3 separate regions of the Mus musculus genome follow, and regions 2 and 3 are each linked to region 1. A link is a loop called in an ENCODE intact Hi-C map of the cell type or tissue named here. Cell type or tissue: heart. All regions are shown on one strand.

Evidence for each region. Peaks named below come from ENCODE experiments on the same cell type or tissue, not always from the same donor. Only the 100,000 strongest peaks of a DNase experiment are listed, where the experiment ranks them.
Region 2: it touches region 1 in a loop (13-fold over the local background); 14 of 42 quality-filtered maps call a loop at or near these places.
Region 3: it touches region 1 in a loop (5-fold over the local background); 14 of 42 quality-filtered maps call a loop at or near these places.

What each region holds. Positions count from the first base shown.
Region 1 is chr11:77,097,086-77,105,085 of GRCm38, reverse strand. Efcab5 (EF-hand calcium binding domain 5) reads left to right here. Exons shown (of 18, transcript NM_176965.3): 15 at 735-988; 16 at 1,573-1,856; 17 at 2,196-2,292. Among named protein-coding and RNA genes, the nearest start is that of Nsrp1, 23 kb to the right of the region's middle. In heart, a CTCF peak has its summit at 4,772 (motif pointing left); DNase peaks (open chromatin) are centred at 4,755 and 7,895; H3K27ac peaks cover 131 bases; H3K27me3 peaks cover 326 bases.
Region 2 is chr11:77,443,176-77,451,175 of GRCm38, reverse strand. Ssh2 (slingshot protein phosphatase 2) reads right to left here. Exons shown (of 15, transcript NM_177710.4): 14 at 954-1,788. Among named protein-coding and RNA genes, the nearest start is that of Coro6, 17 kb to the left of the region's middle. In heart, CTCF peaks have their summits at 3,038 and 4,426; DNase peaks (open chromatin) are centred at 1,765, 4,315 and 6,125; H3K27ac peaks cover 758 bases.
Region 3 is chr11:77,211,877-77,219,876 of GRCm38, reverse strand. It overlaps Ssh2 (slingshot protein phosphatase 2), which reads right to left and starts at 3,452. Exons shown (of 15, transcript NM_177710.4): 1 at 3,362-3,452. The coding sequence starts at 3,424. It also overlaps a transcript of Efcab5 not described here. In heart, CTCF peaks have their summits at 3,828 and 4,979 (motif pointing left); DNase peaks (open chromatin) are centred at 3,386, 3,696 and 4,946; H3K4me3 peaks cover 2,338 bases; H3K27ac peaks cover 1,709 bases.

The DNA.
Region 1 (8,000 bases):
CAGACCCCACCATGCCTCCGGTCATGTTTCCTGCAGGGAAACTTTCTCTAAGGAAGTGTCCTTCCATGGTTAGAGCCCTTTAGCAGTTTCCCAAGATTAACCTAAATTCTCCCATCTCACAACCCCTCCCCCGCCCCCACCACACACCTAGAGCAGCTGTCAGCCAGTGACAGACACGTGCTGGGATGCAAATGCCCTCCCTTGCCTTGGAATAAGACTTACTCTTTGGTATAATTGACATCCCACATCTCCTTGGGACTAGGCTGGGCAGACAGGATGCTGCTTCCTCAGTCCCTCACGGGCTTCTCCAAGGAGCACTTCCTCATAAGTGACTCGCATGAGTACCCTTGCTCCAGGCTCTGCTTTAAAAAAAAAAAAAACAAAAAAACAAAAAAAAAAAACCAAAAAACAAAAAACACCTTTCAGATAAGTGTAACTCGGCCATGTTAGACAGCAAGGCAGAGCCTCATGGTACAGGGCAACCTGGGACTACTACCTTTAGTGAGCTCGTCAGGGAAGGCGCTCTGCTGAAGGGCTGCTCAACCAGCTCCGTACCCACCTGAGGTGAGCCAAAGTACAGTCATGTGAACTTGGTGCGTTCCGGGGAGATGAGAGAACCATGACAGGTGATGGGGCAAGAGGAGCGGAAGAGGGTAATTCAGGATATCTGGATTTGGAATGCCGTGAGAAGGCCGGTCTGTAAGAGACCTATGCTTATTTGGTTTTGGTTTCAGGGACTTCCTCTTTAAATGCACAGACACTTCAGAAGTTATTTTGGCTTCTTCCGGTGGAGAAACCCACATTGCCATTCCACTTCGCCAGAGAACCAAAGAGGCTATGGGCATCCTCGATGTTAACATTGGCCGGAGCAGGATGCTGCTGTACCAAGAGTATAAAGATCTACAGAAAATGGTGAAGATGATCCAAAACGTCTCCTATGAAATACTGGGCGAATTCTCTGGCGAAATCGAGAAAACTATGGTTATAGGTATTGTGAATATGGTATCAGGGTATATTTTCCAACTAATCATTTCAGAATGTCGATCTTTCCATGTGCGGAGAATCCCCTTGTGCAGTCTTAGCCATGTGAATGTCTGTTCTGTGACCCAGCAAAGGACAAGGACTCATGTCATCATCTTAGTTTAGCCTTCCAGTAAGAGGCAAGATGGCCCATCTGCTGGGAAACACATGAGGGCAATGGATAGCCCATTTCACAAATGTGCAAAGTGAGATTTAGTAAGCAGCAGATGGTAAAAAGCTGAGCTTTGCACCTGTTTTTTCCTCCACAATTTGACACCATTTTTTATATATAATGGAGGAAGCCTTCAGCCTAAGCCTTAACTATAAAACTCAAATTTGGGTTTGTTTGTTTGTTTGTTTTTTCCGGTTTTATCCCTAAATAGTACATCAGATATAATTCTATTTTGCTATTTCTTTTTTCATGATCAGAGAAACTAAAGTTGCTTAAAATCACGGGACATGGTTTTCTTTTGCCTGAGAAAAATGGTTTATTATAACATGCTCCAAATGCTGTGCGTGTTATGTTCATAATTAGAATATGTGTAATTCCAGAGATGGAATCGGCAGGAGAGGTGAAGCGGGCTGGGATCCTTTTCTTCCGAACCATGCTGCAGGAGCTGCAGGAATGCCTCTGCCTCCTCGATTCCATGGACTTTGTGTCGCTGCTTCTCTATGAGCACAAATATCATGTCGACTCCATCCTTCAGGACATCACTCTCCAGGAGGTGGAAGCCAATGTGGCCCTGGTGCACGACGTCCTGAAAGGAGTTATTCTGTTCTCTCAGCGGGAGAAAGACTCTTTAAGCGACTTGGAAGAGTGGGAAAAATGGAAGTTTGTGAGTTTGGGGGTGATTTCTAGCGGGCAAATTTTAACAGTGGAGCTCGCAGGTGTGCGGATGCAAGAATCTGCGGCTAGCAAGGAGCATCCTCGGAACCCACACCCGAGCTCTCAAGTGTGCATGCGCATCAACATCTTAAAAGCCCATCTTTTATCCTTTCTCATGACCCCTTCAGACCCCAAACCATATGCCCCAAAGCTGTCCGTGATCCCGACATCTGACCCCAGAGATATGACTGTTGAGGATTTACCTGTCTGGGGCTGTGTATGCTGGTGAGCCGGGCACCACATTTCTACTGAGTGATCACAGAGCTTTTCTTTTGTTCGTTGTTCGCAGCATATTAACAAGTACTTAGTGGAGGAGATTTGTGTGCTTGATCCGACTGCTAGCAACGTGGAGGTTAATGTAGAGCTCGTTACAAGCTATATCCAAGGTAAGGGACTGCCTGGTAATTTAAATATATACTAGAAGCAAAAGTCTGTGAGAGATTTTAGTTATAGAAAAAACAAACAAAAAATAAGCAAACAACAACAACAAAACCAAGATGGTTCTTGAATTGCGTTTACATCAAAGTAAAAATGTTCTTGAGTTTCTAAAAGAAAAGATACAATCTACAATTTGCTCTATTCCCCGAAGTGTCCGTGCCACACATAAGAATTCACAGGTGTGCCTGCTCGTACTCACTCAAAGCTTTTCAATAGCTCTCACTACTAAGGAAGCTGAGTCAGGAGGATCTCTTCAGTCCAGAAGTTCAGGGCCAGCCAGGGTGACATTGCAAGACCTTCATCTCAAAGCAAACAGAAGGAGCTTCAGTAAGAACTGAGCAGTGAACAAAAAGTCTTCTATTTTTGGCTCCAATAAAGACCTGTTAAAGGATCATTAGTGTGTAAAGGCTGGGAGTGTGGCCCCTTCAGAGGAGAGTTGGCAAGAGTGCAGAGCCAGGAGGTTCTCGGGTTGGAGGTAACATGGAACTTGCCAGAGAATCGGCCACACCTAAAAGCAAATACACACACAACAGGCAAAGTCCTGCTCTGCCGTGGAGTCCTCCACCGGACGCCTCAGGCCAGGCGTGCAGGTGAACTCAGTAAAAGCTGCTTGCTCCACTTTGCAGCTGAGGAAACACTCATCTCTGACCTGGTGTGAAAGACCAGGATCTAAAGGACCTGCAAGCCCAAGGCCAGCGCTGCACGTGAGACTCGGTCTCCAAAAGAAAACAAACAAAAACATTATCATCAAGCCGAGCGTGGTGGTGCACACCTTTGATCCCAGCACTCGGGAGGCAGAGGCAGGCGGATTTCTAAATTCGAGGCCAGCCTGGTCTACAGAGTGAGTTCCAGGACAGCCAGGGCTATACAGAGAAACCCTGTCTCGAAAAACAAAACAAAAAACAAAAAAAAAACATTATTATCATCAATAGTGAAGTGGCTCTGTTAGTTCTCTCCGAAGGAAGAATTGGAGATTGGGGTAGGGCTGGGGAGACCAAGCCTGGAGCTAAGCACCCTGAGGACAGATGCAGGTTTCTTCCGGCTCTCTCTCTTCTCTCTCTCTTCTCTCTCTCTCTCTCTCTCTCTCTCTCTCTCTCTCTCTCTCTCTCTCTCTCCCTCTCCTCCACCAAGTAGGAGGCTTTCTGGGCTTCTGTGATACATATATTAGGTTGCGAAGCTCAGAACTGAGAGACCCCAGGGACAAGGAAAAGATAAAAGCAATGGCAGGGATGGGAGCCTCGCCCCTCAGGCTGTAGACATGGGTGGCAGAGCACTGAGCTTGTGGTGTGGTGATGCCATCAGGATGTTGCTAGGACAGTGAGGCACTCCCAGAAGCCTAAGAGTGCCTGGGGCTCCCAGAGAATTAGTGTGCACCATGAGTAATGTGAATCCGGTTTGAAACTTCTATTTGGAATTCTATATGAGCAACAGTTCATGTCTCTGAGCTCAGTCATGGTAGCCTACATTCACAGGCACCACACAGATCTGACTTCTAAGGATCGATCGTTGAAGGGAACAAGTAACATCGGCAATCAGCAATAAAAACAACTGGATAGTGTTTACTGTTTGCTCTGTGTGTGTGTGTGTGTGTGTGTGTGTGTGTGTGTGTGTTACTGAATACTTGCTCGGTAAGCACTCTACCACCAAGCTAGACCTCCTATGCTCTGTTTACTTTTTATTTTGAAAGAGTCTCACTCAATTGCTTAGGCAGGCCTTGAACTTGTGATCCTCCTGCCTTGGGCTCTAAGTGGCTAGGGTTACAGACCTGTATCATTAAGACCTGCCCAGTGTATACTCTCATATACTTTATATTTGAGGACTTTGGAGTTCAGAGAAGCCTGTATCTGTCCCCCAGGATGCCTAGCTTCAACCTCAGTCTCCCTGGCCCTACCCCCACCTTTAGTCTCTGGTTCCTCCTTTGGGGGAGAACTAACATCTATAATGAACTCCAGCAGACCAGTTTGTCTAATTGGTATTCTCCCTGTGACCTTGTTCCTCTTTGACCCCGCCAACTTGCCAGCCCCTCCACCTAGAGCTTAATGCCAGGATTCCTTGTGTTCCTGAGTGATGTTCCCCTTCTTGGACAAGGACATAGGCACCCACCGATCTTCAATCCAGTCCCTCTGACATAAGGAATAAGCATAAGGGACAGGCCTTGCCATTCTACACCCTGCAGGTGTGTGTCCTTAATAAGCCCATCCCCCAATCTGGGGAGCTGCTAAAGGCTCCTGTGGCAGGACACAATGCCTCAAAGGAATCTCTTTAGACTCTGCCTCAAATTTGCCTGTTAGAGCCACCTGCTCTGCTCAGAACACATGCAAATTTCCACCACTCGCCCAGTCTTTGAACTCTAGCCTTTCCTTCAGCATCCTTGACCACGGAAATACTGCGTTTTGCTTTCCGATAGTGCCCTCGTGTGGCAGAAATCAGAACTGCAAGTTATAGACCGGGACGCAGCCAGAAACCAACAATTGGCAGGTTTCCCTTTTGAAACTAACAACCTTTTAGTGTTATCAGTCTCTGTAGCAACCAACAAAGCTATTAGGTCACCGGGATATATCAGTCCCCTCTCATTTAGATAAAATTCTATCAGGAAATTCTAAGTTCCATTCTTGAGAAAAGAGAAAGCATTCTTTGGGTGCATCTTTCTGTTTGTGTCAGGAGAGGACCCTTGTGGCAGGGGCAATCTATTATACAAAGTTTGTGTGGCCTTCCTGCAGCTTTGAAAAAAAAATCGCCAGGCGTGGTGGCGCACGCCTTTAATCTCAGCACTCAGGAGGCAGAGGCAGGCGGATTTCTGAGTTCGAGGCTAGCCTGGTCTACAAGGTGAGTTCCAGGACGGCCAGGGCTATACAGAGAAACCCTGTCTCGAAACAAAACAAAACAAACAAACAAACAACCCCCCCCCAAAAAAAAAAACAGGCTATGTTAAAAAAAAAAATCTCTTATTCAGGAAGCATGAGATGGTACCGGCAATATCTGCAGGTTCTCTCCGAGATTGGACATGCCGGGAAGAGCATAGGATCTGGAGTGTGGTTGATAGACACCCCACCCGGGAAAACTGAGTGTCCCTTTCCCAGCAGGAACCATCTCCAAATAGCTTCTTGGTTAGGGATGGAACTTTGTGTCCGCTTCCCCTTCTCTGTGCTGGGATTTTGTCTAGCTTGAACGTGTCACAGTCTCTGTGAGTTCGTACGTGTAGCAACCTTGTCGGGTCTAGAAGACGTTGTTCCTTGGCTTCATCCCCCACCTCTGGCTCTTACAGTCAGTCTGTCTGTCTGTCTCCTCTTCCACACAGACCTTAAGCCTTGAGGGGAGGAGTTCGATAACAGTGTCCCATTCAGGACTGACAGCTCCAAAGTCTCTCACTGGTCGTCCTTACCCAATAGCAGTTACCTTTCTCCTGGCTTTTCCTTAAGTGCTGGGTCTAGGACCGAGGGTCCCACACTTAGCTGAGCAAGCCCTTGACCTCTGTGCCCTCCTCCAGTAGTGGTTGTCTGAGGAAGAGGATTTTATGTCTGAAAACGTTTTCACTTCATCACTCGTACTTGATTTGAACTTTGCCGGGGAAAATCCTTTTGAAGACATTTAGGAGTTTTGGGGACTCAGGAGGTTCTGTTTGACTTCCTCTCTCTCTGTCACCAGATTGGGGGAAACTCTTTAACCAGAGACACATTGATCCATTCATTGTCTGTTTTTTGTTTTGTGTGTGTGTGTGTGTGTGTGTGTGTGTGTGTGTTTTAAATGAGATACCTCATTTTAAAAAAACATGAGCTTCCAAACTTGGGACATAGGTCGTTTTGTTAGGGTCCATGCCACACATATGCATGGCTGAGGGATCAACGCCCGATCCCACAGAAAAGGAGGCATGGAGGCCCCAGCCTGCAACGCCAGCACTTGGGAGGTAGAGGCTGAGAGGCCTTACGCTCACTTAAGAGCTTGAGAGGCTTAAGAGGCCACCCTTGAGTCCATAACAAGTTCAAGCCAGCCTGTCTCGAAGGAAAGCAAGAGACGCATAGATCACGTCACATACACTCGTGCGTTCTGAACTACTCCGTTTGGATAGTACACCAATCATTAACACTATCTAATTTTATGACATTTTCAAAAGTAAGCTGTAGCCCATTAGTGCTGGCTCCCTCTTCTCGCACTCTGTTCCCGAGCAACCGTGTATCTGCTTTCTGTCTGTCTGTTTGGATTTGCCTGTCCTGACTTTTGGTACAAATGGTATTATGCAATCGGTGGTGTCTTGTTTGCTCATCCTAGTGTTTGCAGGGTTCGTCTACATTTTGGTGAATGGTAGTTGTTTATTCCTGAGTTATCTATACGTGGATATGCTATAGCTCACTTATCCACGTATTGGATCATGGGCCCCTGGGATCTTCGTTTTTTTTACTGTTGGGATTGTGTTACCAGGACTGTTTTGTTTACAGTTGTTTTGTTGGATGGTGGTGATTTTGTTTTGTTTTGTTTTCTTTTGTTTTGTTTAAGAAGATGAGTATTCTGTTCTCTTGGGCTCAGACCTTAGGGGTGAAGTGGTTAGATCAATGGCAGCTCTTCTGTGTAACTTTTGTGTCTCTATGGCCTTTTGACTTGCAAGGCTGCTATTGAGATGTGGGAAGCCTTCCTTGTTTTCTGAGTTTGCACATGTTACTTGTGTTTTGCTTCTCCTTTATCCCCAGAGCTGTGAGATTTTGTGGTGAGAAGCCTTGGTGTGGCTGTTTCCACCCATTGGTCTGGGTTCTTGCTGGGTCTCTTCAGTTGTGAAATCTAGGTCCTCACCTCCTGGATACCTACATACATAGCATCAAGGGTGCTATTACAGCTGTGCAAGTTGTGCGCTGCACAAAGCCCCCCCCCCCACCCACACACACACCTGAGTGGGCAAATGTCCGCTCACTCTCTAACCCGATTCCACTGACTGAGCGCTGTGCCTGCCTTGACTTGATGCTACGTCTGCTTGGAAGGGGGCATCTTTTTCTTCACAAACCTCTTCTCTGCTCAGCCAGCTGGAGGGTAGTTCATGTATCCAGCACAGGTGACCTGGAGGCTGATGGTGACCCTCCTCTCCCTTCCTTCTGTTCCTTCTTTCTAACACTTTATTCAGACATTGGGTCTCCTAGACTCAATCTTCAAAGTGCTATTTTTAGTGGGTAGAGTACAGCTTAAGTCGTAGAGCTGGCGTGCACAAAGCCCTAGGCTTGATTCCCCATGTCTGCAAATAGGTAAACAAGCGTCCTGGTTTCTCTCCCATCCCCTGCCCTCCTTTGTGCTGCTTTTACTTTTCCTATTTATTTATTTATTTATTTATTTCTCTGTTTTTTAAGTTCTTACCTGCTAAGCTGTGGATTGGGGCGGTGTGAGCGAGAGCCCCTGCACCTCTGTTCACATTTCACCTCGGGTCTCCCAGGGCACTGATGATTGCAGTCTTGCAGTGTTCTCCTCCCTCTCTTTCTCCTTTGGTGTTTGAATCCCTGCATCTCCACGTGATGATTTGCTGGTTTGAAGAGTGAAGTGACTTCCTGTGTGCACGCTTCTCTAAGTTCTTTATCTTGGACCGTTGGCTTCTGGTGGGACTGGATTCTTCCCTTACTGTCTGGACAGGAAACAGCCTCTCTTCCCAACTCCTAGGGCCTGAGGGGGAGTCTGCGGGCCT
Region 2 (8,000 bases), 350 kb before region 1:
AATTTATCCTCCCAAATGACCGTTTGCTTTTTAAGCTCCATAGGACTGGAGACAAAGTCTCTGGTCAGCATCACTGAGCTCAGCACAGATAATCTTGCTACTCCAGCAACTATTTACAAGTGTCTAGCTTGTGAACTTCCGGAGACAAAATGTTTCCCAAACAAACCCATCTTCTCAGATGCCATTTCACTCAGGTGGCACTGTGGCACCTCATCACTGCTCAGCTTTGACCTGAGCCCCAGGGTCCACAGAACTGCCTTTGGCTAGTTCTATTCTGGCATCATCTCCTTTCAGAAATGCTTCCAACAGGGGATGGAAAGATGGCTCAGAGGCTAAGGGCACTTGCTGCTTTTGCAGACAACCTGAGTTTGATTCTCAGCACCTACATAGTGGCTCACAACCATCTATAATTCCAGTTTCAGGGAAACTGAAGCCCTCTCCTGACTTCTGTGGGCACCAGGAACACATGCAGTGCACATTTATACATGCAGACAAAATATCATAATGCACATAAAATAAATCTAAAGTGACATCAAAGCCTAAAAAGATAAAATCCTTAAAAAGCCTCGTTTCAAAGGAAGGTCTCAGCTGGATTGTTTTACCATCTACTAGGGAAATCTTTACTAACATCAAGAGTGAATCTAAGGGCTGAAGAAAAGGCTCAGTGTTAAGAGCGTGTACAGAGGACGAGAGCTCAGTCCGCAGCACCTATGGTAGGCAGCTCACAAGCCCCTGCAACTCAAGCTCTCTGGGCACCTTTGCTCATGTGAACTGCCAGCTCACACATATATTAATGAAATAAAGGTTAGGGCCGGGGGTAAAGCTCAGTGGTGTAGCCTGGCTGAGCATGGGTGACCCCCTACCCAGCCTCTCAAAGGCATTAACACAGCAAAGTCTCCAATAGTTTCTTGGGTGAGAATTTCATTAAATAGAAAACCATAAAGCAGTTTTACCTTCGACTGGTCCTCATCCACAGAAGACTCTTCAGAGGCGTGGGGCGTATTACTCAAAGAGCTGCTTCTCTGGTCATCAGCTGCCATTTCTGAAGCTGCCACTTCTATCACTGACAAACGACAGCCCTCACTCCTTCCTCCACCTAATTCTTCTATCCTTGAGTGAGAAAAAGACCGAGACCGGGTTTCTTGAGAAAGCTCTACAAATTTCTCCAGGGCACTAAAAAAGTCAATACGATCTGTACTAAAATCTGAGATGGCAGCTTGGCAACTGGCTTGGGGGCTTGGTGACTCCAGATCAGGTGACATGGGGAGGTCTTTCAGTCGAGATGTCAACTCTTCCATTGGCAGTAGGTGGACATTCATGTCTGCTTTCAGTGCGTCTGTCTCCAGATCTTCCACAGCTAAGTCTGGGAACTTGTTGGCAATGTCTGGGGCCTGTCCAGGTTGGAGTAAGGCTTTAGACGCATGGCAGTTGTCAAGAGGGAGTTTTGATTCACTGAGACAACACCCTGATGAGCATCCATTGATGTCATTTAAATTTAATTCATCTTCAATCTGTCCGGCACGAAACTCTTGTGAAGAAAACTCCAAGCAGATGACTCTTTCTTTGGTGTGTAGTCCTTTCTGATTTGCATCTTGTGGGACCACATGTTCCATAAAGACGGTAGGCATGGCAGCAAGGTTCTCCACAGTCTTCACCTCAGCGATCTGGTCTGCTGACGTGGTCATCTCCTTCTTGTTGAGCTCGAGCCCAGGTTTACAGATGGGTTCGTGGTGGTCTGAAAGGTCACTATCTGAATGAGATCTCCAGAGTTTGTTATGCCGCTGTTTGCTGTGAACAACACAAACAGGTTTGTGAAAACAGTCAACATCCTTCCTGGGGAAACCACACCCAGAGAAACTTATCTCCTGCGAATCCTTGCTCCTATTCACTGGACCAAGACAAAAGAACACTGCAACTTATATGAACAAAACCCAAAGCAAACAGCAATAATGGCTAAGATCTGAATTGTTTCTCGAGACAGAGCTTCACTAGAGTCCCGGCTGACTTGGACGAAACTCCTGCCATCTCTTGGGTAGACCAGTCTGCCTCAAACTCGTAGATATTTCTCTGCCTCTGCCTCCAGAGTGTTGAGATCTGACTTTTTTTCTGTAATCAGATTAATGGTACCTGAAATTGTTGTTAACAGTCACTATTGATAATCAAGTTCTCTCATGGCATGGGTAAGTGTGACCTGTTGACTTCAATCTTTTTAACGTCTTTTACTGTGTTAATGATGGGACAACAAGTGGAGATATGAGGACAACTTGAAATAGTTGGTTCTCTCACTCCATCACCTGAGTCCTAGGGAATCTGTCTCAAGTTGTCAGGCATAGTGGCAAGCACCTTACCTGATGGGCTATCTCACAGGCCCTGTCAAGTGTAGCAATAGTTCTCCAAATTTAATCTTTAAATAATCAGTTCTTCCTGTTAGAAGTTTTCTTGAGGAAATATTTTAAGGGTATATGGTTTTTACACACACACACACACACACACACACACACACACACACACACACATATAACTGGGGTTCAGTTCCTAGTAACCACATAGTGGCTCAAAACCATCTTTAACTCCAGCTCCAGGAGATCTGATATCCTTTTCTAGCCTTCAAAGGCACATGGGTACCAAACATACATTCAGGCAAAACATCATACACATAGTGGCTCAAAACCATCTTTAACTTCAGCTCCAGGAGATCTGATATCCTTTTCTAGCCTTCAAAGGCACATGGGTACCAAACATACATTCAGGCAAAACATCATACACATAAAATAAGATAAATAAATCTGCTCCTCTCAAGACACAGGGATCTATGTAGAAGAGTAGGCAGAAAAGATTATAAGAGCCAGAGGTGGGGGAATGACTTGAAGAAACAACGTCTTCCAGACATGACAGGGCTGCCTCACATACAAACTCAGACTGTGACAGCACACACAGACCTGCATAAGTTCAGATAAAACCTCTCAGCACAGAGAAAGGGACACAAAGTCCTATTCCTAACCAAGAAGCTATTTGCAATAGGTATTTGCTGGGAAAGGGGAAATCAGTTTTCTCCACTAGGGTGGCACTGGATATATCAACTATGCTCTAGAGCAGGCTTCAACACAACATGGGTACTATGGTTTTGGGGTGCTATTTGTCTTACTGGTTTTTGTTTGTTTTGACCTATGCCATCTTTTTTTTTTTTTTTTAAAGAGGGAAAGAAAGGTAGGAAGGTGGAAGAAGATTTGGGAGTTGGGGGAGGGGAAGGAATACAATCAAAATTTACACAGTTTTTTAAAAAATTAAAATATCTAAAATCTTTAAAAAAATGTTTAACAATTTAACCAGAAATAAAACAAAACAACCCCCCAACCTAAAGAACATATAAGTTACTCAAAAAGCAATAATCTTTTGGAGGTTTATTATTGGAATAAGAGCTTATGTATTAGCTTTTGTTGCTGGGCAGATGTGGGGGAATGGTGATCAGGATCCTTCTTATTTTTATTTGTGAGGATGACCATAGAGGTCAGAAGAGGAGTCAGATCTCTAGAAGCTACCCCAGTATGGGTGCTGGATACCAAAGTGGGTTGTTGAGCCTTCTATCCAGCTCCCCCGTGATCAGTCTTTTGTATGTGTTTGAAACAGGATCTATGTGGCCTTTGCTGACCTGGAGCTCACTATGTAGAACTGGCTAGTCTTGAATTCACAGAGCTCCACCTGCCTCTGCCTCCTGAGCGCTGGGATTAAAGGCGTGTACCACCATGTCTGGCTAAGGTGATCATTAAGTTAGAAAATAAAGGAGGCCTAGTAAATGTGGATTGAATATGCTGTTATAGAATGAAGAGGATGAGTATAGAGGACAAGCCTTTCCCAAAAGATCTTAGAACTTGAGACAACACTTAGGAAAATGTGGTCCAAAGAGGGCTCTTTATCAACCCCAGAGATCACTACATAGTCATTCTTTGGTTATTTCATGAAGTGCAGTCTGAGATGGGGACAAGTTTACTTCAAACTACATGCTTATAAAGGAAACACAATTATCAAAGCCCCAGCCAAAATATCTCAGCTGCCTGTACCGTTGGTCAGGATCACCTGCCCAGGGATTAGATCCTAAATATGGTGCTTGACAGTCCCCATGATTTAATAGCAGACAAAGAGTTACCTAACTTCTGGGTGGAAGGGGAAACTCAGTTTCAAACAACTTGCCCGTGGCTTGGGGCCACACGAGGGTTCTGCTGAGTCATGTGCCTACACTGATGTGACCCTGTTTCTTCTCAGCTCTACACCTGCTCTCAGCTCCCTCTGCCGTCTGCTGCTTGGGTGGGGCGCTCGACTCAGGCCTTCACAGCAGAGGGTGCTTTCCGTCAGAGAGAACAGGTCAAATCTGTTTATGAAGACAAGCTATAATCAGCTGGCTGGGTGTACAGTAGAGCTTTACCCTTTTCAAGCTGCATGACCTCTAGCCACCCCTAGGAGGAGACAACATAACACATATCACACATCTCAAGTAAGGGAGAGGCAAGCTGACTGCTTTGAGAAAGCATGGACTAAACTGTATTATTACCAACCAAGGCCAGTTTGCTTCCTGTGTGAGGTTCTTTTCTTAGTTCTGGAGGCCTTTGTTTCCAGGCCTAAATACCACCTGTGCTTTCTGATTTCCACACTGTCACTCATTGTGGGGTTGTGCAAATGGGTCTTCTCATTCAGCACCATAAGAGAAGTCCTGTGATGATGGCTGAGGAGACAGCTTGGAGGGTAGCTGTTCTCAGCCATCTGACAAAGTATGTCAGATATAAAACAGCAGCTGATAATTAGCCAACAAACAAATGAGAAGTTTCCATAATCTCAACAATTCCCCAAAGTATAGTTTTTTGTTTTTGTTTTTGTTTTTTTAAATGCTGGCGAATTGCTTATCAGTCAGGGCTGGGGAGATAGCTCCGTGGTTAAGAATGATTGCTCTTGCAGGGGAGTTAGCTTCAATTCTTAGCACCCACATGGTGATTCACAACCATCTATAACATCCAGAGAATCATGCCCTCTTCTGACCTCCATGGGTACCAATCATGCATGTGGTGCATAAACATGAACATAGGCAGACACTCATACATACAAGGAATAAACCTAGTACACTGAAGTGCTGTATCAGTCACGAGGGGATACAGATGGGAGCTGTGCTAGTGAGGAGCGAGCTAACATCACAGCCTGCTGCTCAGCAGGGACTTCCTTCTCTTCTTGGGGGTTGATGATCATCAGAAAATACTCCTTTGAGCCTTGGGAATACAATTGACACCTACTTATAAGAGAGTAAGAAATAGCATTGGAAATGTAAATGAGGAAAATACCTAATAAAAATATTAAAAAAAGAGAGAGAGTAAGAGAAAGAAAATCTAATCCAAAGACTGGCCTGAGGCAGAGTGGTAGGCACACTAACACAGTCCAGCGACCACCATCACTGCTACAGCACCACAACCTTCACGTGCTCCCTGCTGACCTGTAACCTCCTCCCTCCTGAGCTCTGTGCTGATCATCTGTCCCTTCCTCTCCCTTAAAATGTTATTGCAGGTGGTTTTAAAAATTAACTAATTTTAAGATCGAATCTTACTACACAGCCCAGGCTATCATGCAACTCACTATATGAAGAGCAAGCTGGCCTTGAATTTACTGAGATCTGCCTGCCTCTCTCTGCTGAGATTAGGGGCATGCCCACCACACCCGACCATAAAACATTATTTTGGCTAAAATGTTTTCAAGCTCCATCACTGTATGTAAATTTATTTTCATAAAGTGAAATAAATGTTTCACAATTAGTTTGTCCATATGGTTGACAAATAGTCTTAGCTACTATAAACATTGCCAGGGACATTCTTGTAGCTGCTAAGACTTCAGTCTCTCAGAGGTGTCATGCAATAGAGTGTAATATATGGGTCATGGGGCATGTGTGCATCACTGGTTTGCTGGGAACACTAGATTGCTTTTCAGTTAGGCTCTGCCTGGTGTATTCTAATGCTTTGACATGGACAGTACTTGGCACACAACAGTAGATCATATCTATTATTTTAAACTGGTAATTTCTAATCCAGCTGACCCCCACCTCCCATTCTAGGCAGGCAAGTAAATAAACAAGCTGCCAAAAAGGAACTTCAGAGTTGGCTTATGGCCTAGATGATGCAACCACGCCTCAGATCTCCCCTCCTTCGAGTGGCCCCTGACCTGAATTTGGAATCATGTAAACACAGGCACACATATGACTAGGCTACTCTGGGAAACAGTTTAGTTTTCTTATTTATTAGATGAGCAGAAAAAATGTAATTGATAAGATATATAAGACATTCTATTCTCTTCCTTCTGCTTTCTTGCTACATGTTAGGTAATAGCATCAACTCTTTAAGAAATGTATACAGAAGAAAGTATTGCTAGAAGTGTAGGGCTAGGAGACTGAGGTTGGCCGTGGTTACCTTCTAGGGGACTAGGAAAGCAGTGTTGGCACTTCCATGAGTTGTGCATGGTCCTGGATATTTTCAATTATTTAGCCAGAAAGCTATTTTAAAAAATCCTTTTAAGCCACAACTAGGCTTGGCTGTCATGGGACCAGAAATCCATGTCCTTTCATTTCAGGCTCCTTGCTCTGGGCTGACAGCTATGTCTAACTAGACTGCTCTCCACCAGAAAACCAGGATAAGAAGAGAGCCCTGCTATCTCTGGCCCTCATAACCAAAGTGGACATGTCTGAGGACATGACATACAAATTCTCTCTAGCTTTCCTCCCTAGTTTTCCTCCTGTCCCCTTTACACTGGAACCTAATACCAAAGACACATGGTTCAACTTGCAAATGGTCTGCTTGAAATTTGAACCTGTCTGATAGAGCATAAATCTGGCAGATGCTTGTGGTAGCAGGAAGAGCTTTATAACTCGCTCTTCTTGCTACCACCCCACAACTATTAAAACAGAAAAAAAATACAACATGAAAAATACCAACAGTTTAATTATACCATCCTTCTTAGGTCTTCAAGAGGAAGAGTAAACCAGCCTTTTCTAAGCTACCAATGATATTTTGAGAGATGTAAGAAGTTCTTTGCATTTCTGACATATTGCTGTGGCCCTCATGCTCTCACTAAGACTGTAATCAACTGAGATGTTACTATAGAAATAGGTTACTCAGAGGTCACTGCACCAAGAAGCTCCCTCCAACAGACAACAGCTGGCACAACCAGCCAAGTACCCAGCGCTGCTCTGTGTAACTACAGTTAGAGGATGCTGGGATCACAACTCTTACTCTCTGAGAGCCACCATGTGTTTCCTATGATGTGAAAACAAGATCCAGAAAAAAATACTATTAAGGAACAACCAAACTTTGGAAGTTGTCTCTGTCTAACTGCCTTTCAGAGAGTTCCCCCTTCCTCTGTAGACCACTCCACACAGGTGACACCAGTGAAATGGAGGGACAGTGAGGCTTAGTTGGATTTGGTTCTAGAACATTCTTTATGAGCAGTCCTGGCGGTCAAAAGTGGCCTAAATGATATCCCTAACCTGGACATCACAACACAAGAGATTCCAGAGATACTTTTCATGCCATTTTTCTGGGGAGTTGGTATGACTGTGATGGTTGGAGGCAGGTTAATGTCAGTGGAGAAGGAAAAAAAGAACATATATGAATGTATGCTTTTTTGGTAATCATGGAGAGAAGAAATGATGAGAAACAACCTTTAACACATAGTGGTATATATATATAAAGAATGACTTAAACACTTGGGAGATGAGGCAGGAGGCTTAGGTGCTTTGACTACATAGTAGGTTCAAGGCTAGCTTAGGGTATGTGATAGCCTGTCTTTAAAAAAACCAAAATGTGTTATTTTATGAAAAAAAAAAAAAACCCAAGAAACCAAAAACAAAACAGTAAACAGAGATCTACAGACAGGGTCTCTCTATGTGGTCCTTTCTGTCCTAGAGTTTGATATGTATACCAGGCTGGCCTTGAACCTACAGAGAACTGCATGTATCCAAGTGCTGGAGTTAAAGG
Region 3 (8,000 bases), 110 kb before region 1:
CAAAGGCTAGTTTGAGAGACACCTACTGTGATATACATCTTCATCACCATCACTTCAATATTACCTTCAAAGGTTAGACACATTTTCATTTGAATTACAACTCCAATCGCTTACTTACTGAGTGACACAGTACACATTCCTTAAATATTCCTTGTCTCAGTTTCTTCATCTATAAGACAGGGATAAAAGCAACTTTCCAACTTTCCTTTGGCACATTGTAAGGAATAACTGAGTTAAATCATGAATGTAAAGTATTTAGCATGATGCCTGGAACGGATGAGAATCCAAGAGAAATAAATTGTTGGTATTCTAATTACTACTGCTATTAGTGAACTTATATTAATCTGAACCCAGACAATACTTATGACCATTATAAACTGGTTCATGTGTACATTACTCTTATTGCCCTCACTGCCTCTATGGTGTCTATATTTGTCTTCTACCAACCCTGCTACCCAAATTACATCTTCTGATAGACAGATTAATATCTTATATGACTCAGTATCTGTGATGGTCACTCATATCTAGTAGGTAATTGTATTAGGTTGTTTTTCTTGATCCTTGACCAAACACCTAACAATAAGCTGTTTAAGAGAGGAAGCACTGGCTTTGGTTCAGAGTTCACAGATACAGTCCATCAGGGAAGGGAAGGCATGGGAGGAGAAATTTGCTAACAAGTGGGCAGATGAGGAAACAGAGAGAGGGAGTGCTGGGCTCTGCTGGACTTTCCCTTTTTCTTCAGTCCAGTACCCACCCCATGGGACAACAGTGCCACAGTTAGGATGGGTCCTCCCTCCTCAGTTAAACCTCTCTGGAAATATTTTTCACAGTAAAATTGACATTGAAGATTAACTACTACAGTGATCAAGTTATTTATGCTTAATTTAAAAATGCTGAAGAGCTGATAGTACTAATATGTCCATCATTAAAAGAGTAAATCTTCAGCTTCACAAACTTCAGTTGTTCTTTAAAGAAAAAAAAGTCAACTACCTTTTGCACTCTTCCTCACTTTTAAAACCAAGCAAGCAACCAACCAACCAACCTATTCATATAGTAAGAGATAAAACGGCAAAATACATGCATGTCAGACACTGTAGCACAAGGACCACAAGACAACTGAGCTGAGCACAGGTCTGGATGGAATCAAATAGGAAGACAATTTAAAGGGAAAGAGAAGCGGCCTGTCAGCCACACTAACAATGCTGATTGTTACTCACACAGCAGTGCCAGGATTTCTCTACACACAGGGCCAAGTATAAACAACTGCAATCATCAGACCAGGGCATATAGAACTATCTGTCATTTAGCTTAATAACTGAGTTTACTACTCAATATTTACTATAGTAAATACTACAGTATTTACATGACCAATCTTAATTGCCTACCTATGCCAAAATGACTATTAACATTCCTCAAGATTCTAAAGTATTCCAAGTTTTGACTAATAAAGCCATGTCAAATAAATATGGCTTTACCAAATATTATTCATTTACTTCAAGACAACTGATATAACAATAGCTTAATAAATGCTACTGTAACATAAAAGGTTTTCAGCAATGCCCAGGGGAAATAGTTTTACAATACTGAGTTCTACTTCAGTATGTTATCTACTAACCCTTGATTGCTTTCACAGCCAAAACTAGGCCTGGTAACCACAAAAATCAAAGGATTTACTATTGGAGTGAGTTACTATGGTCTGAAGATTTTCTATCAATTCTGAAAAATCTACCATAAAGTGGAAAAAATCCACTCATGAAAATGCTACATATTTCTACCCCTCTCATATTTGCCTAGAGCAAACCCTAAAGTGTTTCATCAGTTCTGAAGTACAATTATTCTCAAATCACAGAATCATAAAGCTTTAGAAAGTCCAGCAAGCCCCCCCCCCCATGCAAGGATTCTTTATATCACCTGTCTGGCCAAAGCTCCCCTGGCTTCTGCTTGATACAATGTGTGCTATTTTGCAAAACAGTGCACTTGATTTTTACAAACGTCTTCCCTAAACTAATGGAAATGTGCCTCTTTAAACTTCTACCCACAGATTTCAGTTTTGTATCCTGTACCATCACAAGGTGAATAGAGTAATTTCTTGAATTAGGGTAGTCATACAAAAACACACAAGAAAACTCACAAAGGAAGAAACTACCACAATATGCAACAAAATTTTGAAATTCAGGAAACTATATTGAAATCACAAGGCAACATGCTTTCAAGATATCAAACTCCTATCTCAGTTAACAAATATTAATGACCCAACTTTCTTTCATACAGTGGAAAGTCATGGTGTTCACTGAATGCCTCTTTGCAACTTGACACTACTAAATCTAATGTTAAAACTACAATTCTATATGAAATAGTTCTTCAATTGCTCATATTTTCATCTAGATGCCTGTTTTTTTTTTAAGACCCATTTTACCACACTGGTGCAATGCTAACACATGCTAGCAGGTATTCACAAATATGAAGCCCGAGACTAGAGCTATAAAGGAGTCATGGTGGAGGTGAAGGCATAGAAAAGCCCAGCAGAAAAAAAAATGCTAATTGATGAGTGTTTTCCTTCTGGAAACATGCTTTAGCGACACAGCATTTGAAGTCATGAACCATCCAAGCACAACCCATGAGCAAGAACGATCATGAGCAATGAGTGGAAGGCATAAATGTCTATAAGATGGAAATGAATTGGCACTGGTTATCAAGCAGCACCAGAAGCTTTGGGTTCTCACTGAGAAAGGTAGAAGTCCAAGAAGCAGAGATCACTGCCATCTTTTAAGGGTGGGAAGAAACCAGGGAGTAACTACCACCGAGCAGTCCAATGAAGCCTAAACTGTACGGAGCACAAGAGAGATGCCAGGGACTAGAGAAAGGCACACACAGGGCGAGACGGAAGAAGGATGCGCAGTGCACTGACTGGGTCCCTGAAACGGTGTGCGTAAAGGATATGGGTGTGGGTCGGGGGTAACCTAGGAGCCCACCCTTCCTCTCCCTGCAACAGAGCAACAGAGGGTAAAAGAAGGGGGGAGGGTGAAAAGCAAGAATGACTCATAGCCGAAAGGAAGTGCTCAAGCCATGGGAAGCATGCTACGGGAGATTTCTGAGCCAGCGCTGTGAGGGACTGGGTGCTCCGGGTGATGGAGGTTGGGGAAAAAACAAACAAACAAACAAACAAACAAACAAAAAACCCCAACGTCTGGCAGTCGCTGCTGCTCGCCGGTAAGATGAGGGTGTGGGGGGTTCGCAGCAGCCTGAGTGCCAAGGCCTGGGAAGAGGCGCGGCGCGTGCGCAGTGGCGTTCGGCGGGACCCGCTGAGGCAAAGCGGAGCCGCAGTGACAGAAGCTGGGAGCTGCCGCCTGGAGGGACTCACCGAGGCGCAAGGGCTGGAGGTGGTGCTGGGGGTAGGCGACCGCTGGACCGTGACCAAAGCCATCTAGGTGCTGCTGGGTTGTTCCGGGCAGGGCATTCTCGTCCTGAGTGTGGGGGGCGGGAGGGTGACGGAGCCGGGATGGGGGACGATGGGTGAGGCGTAGGGACGAGGGAAACGGAGAGGGAGATGAAGCCGCGGGAACGGCCTCGGGCTCCGCACCCACCACCGGACTCTCTCGCCTACTGACGCGCCGAACGGGCGGCGGGCGGGCAGGCGGGCGGTTCGGCAGCTGCGGGGCACAATGAGCGCTCCCAGTGCGCAGGCGCCACCTGTCAGCAACCGCCTCTCCCCTCGGCGCGCGCCGCCGCGGCGGCGTAACCCTTAAGTTGCCGGAAGCGGGCGGGCAGGCTGCGTGCGCCGCGCCTCGGGCCGCCGTCCCCTCCCGGGTCAGCTCTCGAGCCCTACTGCTGCCCCTGCGGCTCTGTCTGTCCCCGCTGCGCGGCGTGGGGCGAGCTGGCCAAGGAGCCCTGGAAGGCAGCCAGCCAACCGAGGGTCCTGATCTGGGGGTGGGGGTCGGTGGGAGAGCCGCTAATCCTCACTCCAGAAAGACAACCATTTTATGAGTGGGGCGCGCAACCTTAGAGAAAAACTGAGGCGAAAATCCTGAGGCGAACACGTTTTCTAGTGGAAAAGGGCTCCGCAGGTGCTATAGACGCTTTCTCTGGGCTAGACCCGGGAGACCAGCCCTCCTGCTTGGACCTGGCCCTCAAGAGGGCTCCGTCTTAATGAGCTTCCCCACCCTCCTCATCATAAAGGGCCTCAGGGTTAACGACCAGACTTTTCCTAAGAAAGATTTTTCCCCCCGGTGGTAAACACTGGAAACTTCGTAGTAGCCTCAGGCTTCCTTCCTCTACAACCTGCCTAAAGTCAGTCACTGTACCTGAGATGCTGAGGGAAGGGGCGGGCACAGAGAGCTGGACCCTGAGTTGGAAAGCTCCAACCTGCTATTTTTTTTTTAAAACCTCTCAATTGCTTCCTACTGTGAAGATCTCCACTAAACAAAGATCTTTTGATCATTGAGCTTTTTTTCTTTCCCCCATAAATTTGACTATTTCATAAATGCAAGTGAAAATGTAGAATTAAAATATTTTAAAGGAAGACATTTCTAAATGGTAAACTGCCAACATCAACCAAGCATGTAATGGAAAAATCAAGACTAAAAAGAAAAGGAAAAGTCACGCAGTGCAACCCGTTGATATATTTACACAGAGATAGTTGAGGGGATGAACTGGTAAATACCACCATCCATATCAAAGCTGTAGAAAACACTCACTTATGGACTCCAGTTTCTAAAGCCCACCTCTTTCTGTTTGTCACTCAAACAATCTTGGATCTCATTGCTCCTTTTAAACTGATAGGGCTGTCATAAGCTCTTTCTGGTTGCTGTGTGGTTAAGTGACACAAGAACCCTCTATGCTGAGTCTTTGTTCTCTCCCTGGGGCCCTGTGGTTGAAGTAATTAGCAGGGAGGTTCCATCAAGAGTCACTGAGGGTCCCTGTACTGTGCCAGTCCTCTGTAGAGTGTAGTGCAGAAAAACCAGTTGGTAGGCTTTTGCCCCCTGGTGGTGATCAAGACTGCCTATGAGATGAGAATTGAAGAACTGTGGTTCACAGATGAGAAACAACGTTATCCCCAGAGCTCCAGAGTGAACAGGAAAGAGAAGGCAAGGTTCAGAAGTAAGAACTTTGAACCAAGACTTAAGAGACTAAACAAAAAACTATGTAGAGAGCCAAGATGAGAGCTAAATGTCCCCAAATAAATGTATTTATAAACCGAAAGAGAAGTATTGTCCAAATCAGTAATTCTCAGTATGTTGATTTTCCTACTGATATGTGGTTGACAACTTGGGTTTTCTTCTATATAGTGGCATACTCTAAAGAAATTCATCTGGAAAAGGAGACATTTAAGTCCATTAACCTTACAATGAGACCAAGCACTGCTGTGAGTCAGACCTAGCTTCTAGTTCCAGCTGTGTAAAACCTTATGCAAATGAGTTGAACTTTTTGAGCTGTAGTTCCTTATTCTCTATGATGAAACCCTAACTTACAGGACTTTCATAATCAAATGAGATAATGTATACAAATTAAAAGGTCCTACATGCAGTCAAGATAATTTTCTATTCTCTGAAGTGTATTCTGAGTTCATAAAGGCCTTGTTGAATGTATATTATGTACAGGAAATATCTTCAAGCAAAAGAAAAAAATGAGACATGGTCCATGCTTTTTCTAAACTGTAGGTTAATGGTCAAGATATATATCATCTGTAGTTAAGTATAGAACATTTTTGTTCAGCATGTCTAAGGTGATGAAATTGGGTTATAAAGTACTCAACTTGTACAGTTTGTATCAAGAAGTTGATTTATTATCATATAAAAGAAATGTATCTCAGTGGTATATTAGAAACTGATACTTGAAAATTATTGCTGCATATTATCTACTGAGAGAAAGAGAATGTTAATGTATGTTATATACTAGGTACTCTTTTGTTTTTCATTTGTGCATCTATGCATATGTGGTGGAAATGTGTGTGAGTGTAAAGATGTATGTGCCTGTGGATAAATGTGTAGAGGAAAAAGGTCAATGTCAGGTGTCACTCTGTTTGTTTGTTTGTTTGTTTGTTTGTTTTCCAGAGATGGGGTCTTTTACTGGACCTGGAACTCATCACTTCAGCTACACTGGCTGGCTAATAAGCCTCTGGGATGGCTTGTCTGATGCACCGGGGTTACAGATGTGTGTCAACACTGTCTTTCTTTTTCTTTTTCTTTTTTTTTTTAAACTCTAATTTGTATTTTACCTTAACTGTGGAATGGGGAGCATGCACATGTCATGGTTCACCTGTAGAGGTCAGAGGACAACCCATGGGATATAGGTCTCTCCTTCCATATTGAGGATCATCAGGCTTCATGGCCAGGACCTTTACCCACTCACCCATCCCCACTGGTCCCCCCATGGCTATGTTAAGGAAAAAATAAAATAAGTGTCTCAAGGGTTCATAGCCTATGATCAAGGATAGATAGATAGATAGATAGATAGATAGATAGACAGACAGACACACACATACACACACACATATATATACATATATATACATATATGGATGTATATACATCAATAAATAATTGAACTATAGTTTAATGGTACTATGGATTCAATCACCTTTTCTAGACTCTGAGGAAAGTATTGTAGACATAGGAAAAGTCTAGATAAAATATAAAGTTACTTAAAAACAAAGATTGGATTGTCAGGGTAAATGTTCTTTGTATAAAATTAAATTTTAGGCTTTGGCTATAGATTCCGAGATAGCTCCTTTTTTAATTGGCCTGGATTATAGAGAAGAAATCTGTTTTCACTGTGCATTTGTTACCCGTTCTTCTCTGGGATCCATGTTCCTGATGGATCTTCTAATGATCTGAGAGGTGATATCTACTATGAAAATCCAAAAACCCTGGACTGTATCAACTTAATTTGTTTCAAGTTTTTGTGTCTGAGACTTGGTCGTCTGTGCCCAGGCTGACCTCCAACTAGATCTATAGCAGAGATTAGCCTTGAGCTGCTGATCCTCTTTCCTCTCCCTCGCAAACGCTGGGATTGTAGGTATTCATCACTAAATTTGGCAGTGATAGATTAATTTGGGAAAGAAAATCCAAAAGTAGGATTCTCAACAGAGCCAAAAAGATGAAAGAACATCCTAGTTCTGCTTACAGCTCCTTCACTCTTCCTGTTTGTAGGACCAGAGGCCTGATCATGATAGTGGAGTTCATCTCTCCAGGAGTGAAATTATAGGGGGATTTGAAATTTCTGAAGTCAACTGGTTCTTAAGCTTCAAAAGCAATTGACCTTTTCTATAGGAAGCTACTTCTCCATGTTTTACATAGCCACGACATTTCAAGAAGGACCTCAGGTTAAGAAGCAATGGCTCTCAGTCATTTTTTTCTCCACATCCTGACAGCCATAAAAATATTTGTGTGACACACTGGGTAAGTTAAAAAGAGTTAAAGACTTGGTATTTGGGGAAAAATTCATTTTCTTTCTATCATATACTTTTTAAAAAACAACAGCAATAACAAAACCCTCAAAACAGGGTCTCTAGTAGCCCAGGTTGGTCTTGTACTTACTTTGTGTCTGACACCTGCAGTGCCTGGTCCTCCTACCTTAGCCTTTCAAATACTGCAATTACTAGCTTATGCACCATGCTTGGCTTAATGATGTATACTATTCGTAAAAGATAAAATAAATGATGTATCAAGGATATTAAATATTTAATTTGTATAAGTTTCAAAATAAAATCTTTTTAAATTTTTGGAGTATCCGAGATTCCTTCTGTAAACATAGCATGTTTTAATATACAGTTTTATGACTAAAATGACAGCGTTCATTATCTATGAAAAACTGTAATGGTGACCTCTTCAAATTATTGGTAGCCATTATTGGTAAGAACTTAGTTTATACATGTAATTAATAAAAACTTAAAATAATTCTCATTTTAACATTTACAAGTATCAATATTTGTCTCTTATAGCTCATTCTTTCCTTTGTCCAACTAGAAGATAGAATGTGAAAATTTCTTGTGATAATGCGAC